Linked DNA regions of Homo sapiens: region 2 is linked to region 1. Evidence: chromatin contacts called from ENCODE POLR2A ChIA-PET data. All regions are on one chromosome and are shown on one strand. Each heading gives the region's core, a stretch centred on a gene start or an enhancer-like site at or near the end of the contact. The rest is flanking DNA. Distances are from core to core; before and after follow the strand shown.

Region 1 (4,125 bases), core at 452-2,951:
ACAGCTATGAACTCCTACCCTACCCAACCCATACATGTAAATGTCTTGTGCTGGGTGTTATGGAGAAATAAAGATGGCCTCAACAGCCCCTTGATGCCAACACCCAGGTATTCCTGTCTCAAGAATTATACAAGAGTAAAGCACCAGATACAGTCTTCAGGATACAGCAACTGCTCAATTGCTCAATCTTATAAACACCTGACTGAGTTCACTGGGCCTACTCTCTACAACTGGACAGTAAAAGGCTAGCAGAAGCACACACCATGTATTCCTGCTTCTCCACCTTTCATGCTAACAGTGGAGAGCTCAATAAATACATGGATAAAGGAAGAAAAATGTTTAGCCAGAGGATCAGTATGAGCATTATCAATGTTCCAAGTCAGCAAGAATAAAAAACAAATTCAAGGTCCTTTCCTTCAGTTTGGATTTTACTTCTAAAGGCAAACATTAGGGTAAGCAATGTTTTCTGCATTAGTCTCAGTTGACACTAACTGGTCAGGAGAAACCAGTTGCTCCGAGGCATACTTCAGGGTCCTGGGTGAGCATGGGATATGTCAAGGCCACCTGGGTTGGGAGAGTTTAAGGGATGCTTACACAGAGGGAGGGAGACGTTTGGTAGGCAAGGTCATTTGTTCATTCATTCTCTCACGTATGTTTTGAACAATTGCCTTGGGCCAGCCACCACGGAAAGCTCTGAGAATTCAATGGTATGGTAAATATGAGTCTCTGTCATGCACCTTCTTTAGGGTCTACTGGGTCAAAATCCGCTGGATAAAAATCCTGCCTGCTGCACTTCCGTCTTGGGGAGTTTCTCTGGATCAGAGCCTCTGCTTCCACCACCACTACCTCAATCAGCAATAACAAACCGATGGCTCTTAAGGGCGAGGGGGCTAAAACCACAGAAAAGGAGATGGAAAGAGGAAGCAGGAAATTTTCTTTCCGATATTTAAAAATCCTCACAAAACAGTGAATCTATGCTTCATAAACATTATCATCTGCAGAAATATACACAACAGAATTTAACTAATTTATTTAAACTCCAACTTGTCCCCAAAACAGGCAGGTTTCAAGAAATACGGGGTAAAAAAAAAAAAAATTCAGGACAAAAGAGTCAGGAGTAAGGCTATACAGAAAAAAAAAAAAATGCAAATCAATAAGAAACAAGGACTCCATGCTGACGCCAGTTAAGGAAAAGTGAGTTAGGAAACCATTCGCTTAGATTTTTTGGTTAATAGGTACCATTTAAAAAAAAAAAAAATCACTCAGTTAAAAAAAAAAAAAACCCACACTCCCAAGGGCTATGCATATTGCCTGACTTCAGTTTTGTGAAAACAAAAGCTGTATCTTTAAGAAATTCAACTCAAACATCAGCTTTTGAAACCAAGGTTCAGCAAACAAGAGCCAATAAAAATGCTGTAACTTGAAACCAACCCACACAGCACAAAAAGAAAGGAGAGAGGTCTGCCCGGGTCGCCCTCAACACACCCTTCTAACTTGGTTCTAGAACAGCAGTGCCCAGTTTGCAAGACAAGAAGCTAATTGACTCGAATGTCTGCTGCATAAGCTATAAAATAAGTACATAAAGAACAATATGAACATACAGCGCCATCAGTTACATAAAAAGGCCTGACTGTCCGACGCCACACTGTGCACCGAACAAGCACAGCAATTGTTTCAGCGGGCTGCACGGAGGAAGAATGAATAATTAGCGTCCTTGTGAATCAAGTCTCCACCAGGAAGAGAGCTCCATCCTGCAGCAGTGGCACGGCAGCACCCTCAGCCCGCCAGAGTCAAGCTGGGGTTTTTAAACGTCTTTATTGACAATCAGGATGCAGGCAAACATATTCTTCAGCCAAGTAAACCGACAACTAGCTCCACTGTGGTCACTGCTCATTGGCTGGAACACCCGCTTCTTGTCTAAAGTCTCACCAACTGCTACTTTCCATTACCAGGAAATGTCATTTTCCCTCACTTGTTTATTTTTGCATTGGCTAGGAATACAACAACTTCTGCTAAAGGTGGAGGGGCTGTGACAAAAGCATCCATTTGAGCTGTCCTGGCACAACAGGCACAACACAAGAAGTCCCTAAACGTTTCTTTCCAGAGAGTATGAGTAGAGGGAAGCAAGGAGTAAGTATCTTTGATTCTAGGATTTTTCTCCTTCTCCCATATCACCAGTGTCAAAAGATGTCTCACTTCCTCCTGCAAATGTGATAATAGGAGAGCAGGATGTGTGGACTGTCACTAGGACAAAAACCCACTGAAAAACCACTGGAAGTGTCTGATGCGTTTGACAGTCTGCAAAACAGGCAACATAAAGCAAAGGAATGACCATAGGACCTAGAATCAGTAGATGGGATTCAAATGTCTGCTGTCTCTCAAGAGCTGTATCATTTTTAGCAAGTCATTAACTTATCTGGGTCTTACTTTTCCTACTTGTAAAATAGGGATACTAAGTGTTCTCATCCACACCAACACACCCACCCCAAGCCTAGGGTTGTTGACAGAATGAAATGAGATTATACACAGGAACTTCCTTTGATATGAATATGATTCTATAACTTCATCTATTTGAAAACTCAGAAAATGCTGGGCACAATCCCAGTATCTCATGAATATTTACTATTTGCTTAGCACTGAGAAAGCCCCTAGGAGATGCAGAGAATTAAAAGGTACAGTTCCTGACTATGAAGAACTCATGGACTAGTAAAGTCAGGATATGTAAGTTCAGGGCTAACAAAAACTCAGGCATAGTCCACTGCTGATAATTACTCTCAATGCTTTTCCCTCATCTCACTTAATTCTTCACTACTCAGGAAAATCCACTGAGTTCTATCCAGAAGGCTTACAGCCCTAAAAACAATAACAACAGAATTGATAAGTGGCATCTCTCCAGCACCCAGAGGTATTCTTGGAGACAGAGAGTTGAGAGGAATTCCCTATTGCCCTTGAGTTACTCTATGAATTCAAACCATGGGAGTACAAGAGCCCCAAAGGAAATCATGTCTGAAGTGACAAGAAGAATTTGCTGCCAATCTTTCAATTAAAACTTTTTTAAGATAAGACTCTACATGCAATGCCTAGGAAAACCTAGTTCAGGAACCTCTAGAGTCTGAGCCCTAAGCTCACAGGTCTGAAATCCAAACTGTAATATTACTTAATAATGGGTTCCTATATGCTAGGTACAAAGCACTAAACATTTACACACATTTTTTCATTTGATGCTCAAAGCAACACTAAGAGAAAAGGAATTTTCTTATCTCTATTTTGCAGATGAAGTGAAGGATTTGATGGAGTTAAGTAACTGACCCAAGGTTTGCAAAACCGGTAAGAGGTGAACCATGATTTGAACCCAAACAGGTTGATTTCAAATCCCATGCTAATTTATCACACCGTGATTGTTATATTACTCTCACTTATGTCTATTTCCCACTCTGCTGTTCATTTCTGGAAAATTACTTAGTCACACTGTTTTATTTGCAGGACAAAAACCACTATGGATTCCCCACTATGGAGGACCCAGAGTTGACAGGGAAAGTGTAATCCAAGGTACAAAGTCCCACAACTTTATGTACTTCTCCAAGGAACTATTTTCTCCTGAAAGGTTTGGTGAGTTCGAAGATGTGACAGAGACCTACAAGAGCCCAGAAAGTGGTAATATTTTTGAGTGGTAAGTAAAAATATGTTCAACCTAACTAGGAACAAGAGAATATAGTTAAATAATGTGCTCACTTTTCACCCATTTTCACCCACTGAATGAGCTAGCAAACCTTCTCGAAAAGTAATTTGACATGCTGTGCTTCCAGTTTAATATCTAAGAACTCTTTGCCTAACTCAAGGTCATGAAGACTTTTTATTATGTTGTGCTAAAAGATTTAGCTTAACCTTCTACACTTTAGCCTAGGATCCATTTTGAGTTAAATTCTATGTACCGTGTGCGGTAAGAATTTAAATTTACCTTTTTTGCATGTGGATATCCAATTGTCCTAGCACTATTCATTGAAAAGACTATTGAATTGAATTGCTTTTGAATTGCTTTGGTACCTCTGTAGAGAAATCAATTGACAATAATGTAATGGTTTATTTCTAGACTCTCAATTCTGTACCATTATCTATGCTTACACC
Region 2 (4,023 bases), core at 925-3,424, 42 kb after region 1:
CAGGGGAATTGCTTGAACCCAGGAGGCGGAGGTTGCAGTGAGCCAAGGTCGCGCCACTGCACTCCAGCCTGAGTAACAGAACGAGACTCCGTCCAAAAAAAAAAAAAAAAGACAAAATTAGCTGGGCATGGTGGCGAGTGCCTGTGGTGGTCCCAGCTACTCAGGAAGCTGAAGCAGGAAAATCACCCGAACTCTGGAGGCGGAGGTTGCAGTGAGCTGAGACTGAGTCATTGCACTCCAGCCTGAGCGACAAGAGCAAAACTCCATCTCAAAAAAAAAAAAAAAAAGTGAAAGATTTATACAGTCTGAAGAGAAACCAGAGTATCATTTCAAAGATATCTAGAAAATATTTGCCACTCATTAGAATTATAGCTCTCATCATCAAAACTGGCTGACATTTAAAATAATTTTATTTACTTACAAGCCAAGATTTTATAGCCTCAGTATTTTTCTCCAAAAAACATAATTTTATGAAATTAAGTACATAAATTTATGAAATTAAATGCATATTTAGTTTTTATAATCTTAAACTATAAATGTGAAATATGTTGGCTTTAAGTTTTTAAATCAGACTGCTTTGGTAAAGTAAAGCCGAGAAAGTTCTATATTATATAGCCAGCTCACTCTTCTCTACTTTTAAAGATCAGAAAACAAAGAAATGCTTTCAAGCTCTTTAGCTCTCATGAACAATTTAAATTTAATCTGTGCAACGAAAAACAACTTCCTTCAACACCAATCAAAAAATGATGTATTTTTACCGAATTATCTTCTCAGAAGGCTCTAAAGCTCCAGGTATGTGACACCCACCACACCACTACTCTTTCTCCAAAGCTTAATAGGAACCATTAGGGAACTGTCCCTTAAACCAGGCGCATCATACAATGGTTAGCAAAAAAGAGGTAGATAACTGCAACATATCCTTCCCTTTTTTGAGTAGGAATGTATCCCTTAAATGAGGAAGAAAAAGGCAAAAAGAAATCAAAGATCCTGCAAGGTGATGCTGTGTCCAGGTGGCATGCCCTTTTATTCCAAATGGCATGCAGGTCTCAAATCCCATGGCCCACCCCTGAGGATACGGTGAGAGACCTGGGCCCAGGCTTGCTTTCAGTCTTTCACTACCCAGCAGCCGGTGATCCTTTCAAAACCTAATCAGATCACACTCCCGCTCAGAGTGAAAGCCCATATCCTTACAGAGGGCTATGAGGCTTTGCAAGATCTGAGCTCTGACCTCCATGCTGGATCCTCTTCCCTGCTGACTCCACTCAAGCCACGGAGGCCCACCAGTCCTCAAACACATGAGGCATGCCCGAGCTTTGATGTCTGTGGTGCTCTCTGCCTAGAAGACTCTTCTGCAAATGTCTGTCTGGCTTATCCCCTCAATCCCTCATCTTCTTCAGGTTTGAATCCTCCCTATCTTCCTTCCCTGCTTTATTTTCCTCTTTATCACTTCCACCACCTAACATACTTACATATCTTCCTTATTGTCTATCGCCCCCACTAGAATGTAAGCTCCATGAGTTCACCAACTCTTGTCTGTTGTTGCTCACTGCAATATCCCCAGTGCCTAGAGTGGCATCTGACATATCCTTGGCACTCAATAAGCATCTACTGAATGAAAGAGGCACTGTGAAACCATGCCCCAGAGGTAAGCAAAATCAGGCCAGTCCTTACTAAGTAGAGTTGCTATATAAAATATAACCACGGCATGGGATATACTCATACTAAAAAATAACTTTTTGTTTATCTGCAATTCCAATTTAACTGGGCCTCCCGTACTTCTATTTGCCAGGTCCGGCAATCCTACTCCTAACTCCAGTGAGAGAATGGGCAAATCCAGACCACTCTGGTCAGCTGGGAGAGGCAGAGGTCCAAGGACACAGCCAGAAGACCCAGTGAAGAACCATTTCCTCTCCTCTGGCCTTTGTCATTGAGGATCCATGGTGGTCTGGGTTCTGCCAGCTTTAGATAGAAAAACAAGCCAGTGCAGTCCGAGAAAGCTACCAGGCAGAGCATTCATCTCCACCTGCTCTACTCTCAAATAAAGAACACCTTCTCTGCCTAAATCCCCATTTGGCTTGGTCTCAGCAAAGCCCAGCTGCTCATGTCCCCTCCCACCCTGTGCTGTGACTGTGGACACCTGGGAGACAAGTAACTATGCCCTGCTCCGTCACACACCTGTCAGGAGCCCAGGGCCTTGGCTCCCCTCCACCTCCAAGGCAGAAGATTGCATGGCTGAGTTGCTGAGCTCTATCTGGGGCTACAGGTTTGCAGAGTAGGATGCTGCTCTCGTGATTTGTATGTTACCAGCATGCCATCTTACGCTACGTGCAAGAGACAAATGTATGTTGGAAAAAAAAACTAAGTTAGTAAATTATGACATACCCACCCTAGCTACTGAAAATCAAAGTTCCTGGATCTAGGTTCTGAATAGTCATGGATTGTCAGAGATATGCTCACGATGTTATTCCCAGGTTTTCCATCTCCTGGACCCTCCAACATGGGAGATCCCTGAGGTTTCTAACCTCTAGATACCAAGATCCACAGACCAAACCTCCAAAGACCAAGATCTGTAAGTTCCCGGAACCTAAAGTCATGTGGGCCATAGGACCAGGACGGTAGGGGATGAGGGAATATCACCTGGCATAGGAATAAGAATTGAGCCAAAAGTGAAGGCACAGGAAGGAAGATTATATATCCTGGTTTGCCTAAGGTTTATTTCTGTTTTCCTGGTGTCATTGTTAACATTGCCCCCATTTATTCTCTGAAGTGTCGTAGTCTGAACATTAAATGATATGGTCATTATAGGCACCAGCCAAACTGGGAACAACCTCTGTGCCCTGGAACCCAGGACCTGTGGGACAGGAGGAAAGAGCCATGCAGGAGCAGCTGCAACCAAGCTGGGCCAACTCGCCCTCAGAACTGGAACCGGGAAAAGGGCATCTCTGGGCAGCAGCTTCCAATCTGAAAACTGAGGAGGCTGGGCTGATCTCTCCAGATCCCTCCAGCTCTGTGTCTAAGAGAGCAGCTGGGAAGTTACTTGTCCTACTCTCCTACCCCCACTTACCCAGAGCACATGCAGGCCCACACGTTCCCCACGGCTCCCAGGCACAGGCCACCAGGAGCCCGGGCCCTGGCTCAGAAACATCCTCACATTAGGGTGTCAAATGACTGAAGAGTCAGTCTTTGATCTGACACAGAGAGAGGGCAGGGCTTGCTGCATCTGGCAGGTCATGCCTACCATCTCTGGGTTTTCTCCAGTCTTCTCCACACTCATGCTGACCCCAAGAGAGCAAGCTGGAGCAGATTTCAAAAGGGAGCTGATTCTCCAGGATCCCCTCACCCTGCACTTCTCAAGCGATAGGAGCTACAGTTAACATGGGTGGCTAAAGCCTTGCAACTGAAACTCCAAACGGAGCTCAGCAACACTCCCAGGGAGGCTGGGAAGAAGGAGATCACACATGGAGCGTAGGCCAGCTTTGACTTAAGGAAAGGGAAGGAGGAACTAGGATCCTGGGCTGACCCATTAACTCACCCTAGGGGGCCACAGAAAGGAACATGCCAAGACATCAGCACCCCTGGAACTTGCAAGAAAATCATCTGCTTCCATCAACACACCACCAGGAGACAAATACTTCAGCACACTTAGTAAACATACGTGAATTCAGACTCCCCTGCTCCTGCATCTGTAAGGTTTCATATGACATGGAAGATGCTTACTCAAGACAATGACTCTTAATGCTTCCAATGGATTCTATCCTAGCCTTTCTTCCTTTCTGTCCTTTCCCTCTGTCTCCTAGACAAGCTTATCCACTTCCAGGGTCTCAACTCCAAACCCTGTGATGATGTTTTCCAAACTGTTCTCAAATCCAGAATGCTGAATTGCCCAGTGCCTGCTGGCGCCCTCCCCATGAAGTGCCCCAAAGCACTGCAAACTCCATACAACTCAAAACTCATTACCCCAACTCTGGCCCTTACAACTTGTCTCCCCTGCTGTACAACTGTGTCTATAAATGGCACTGCCAT

The links. ChIA-PET counts read pairs that join two places held with the same protein, here RNA polymerase II (POLR2A).
Region 2: POLR2A ChIA-PET joins it to region 1 with 11 read pairs in PC-3. The contact joins two enhancer-like sites. POLR2A ChIA-PET finds 5 or more read pairs at or near these places in 12 of 52 experiments (A549, AG04450, BJ and 8 more).

Annotation. Positions count from the first base shown.
Region 1 is chr11:12,825,812-12,829,936 of GRCh38, reverse strand. All of the region lies in intron 3 of TEAD1 (TEA domain transcription factor 1), which reads right to left. It overlaps LOC107984313 (a long non-coding RNA gene), which reads left to right. Exons shown (of 2, transcript XR_001748136.3): 1 at 1-2,130; 2 at 3,274-4,125. Among named protein-coding and RNA genes, the nearest start is that of TEAD1-AS1, 95 kb to the left of the region's middle. RefSeq lists an enhancer at 978-1,616. Within about 2 kb of position 1,701, at least 22 of the 41 ENCODE cell types and tissues checked have a DNase peak (open chromatin) inside an H3K27ac peak, as active enhancers do.
Region 2 is chr11:12,784,227-12,788,249 of GRCh38, reverse strand. All of the region lies in intron 3 of TEAD1 (TEA domain transcription factor 1), which reads right to left. Among named protein-coding and RNA genes, the nearest start is that of TEAD1, 110 kb to the right of the region's middle. RefSeq lists enhancers at 1-64, 65-572. Within about 2 kb of position 2,174, at least 3 of the 41 ENCODE cell types and tissues checked have a DNase peak (open chromatin) inside an H3K27ac peak, as active enhancers do.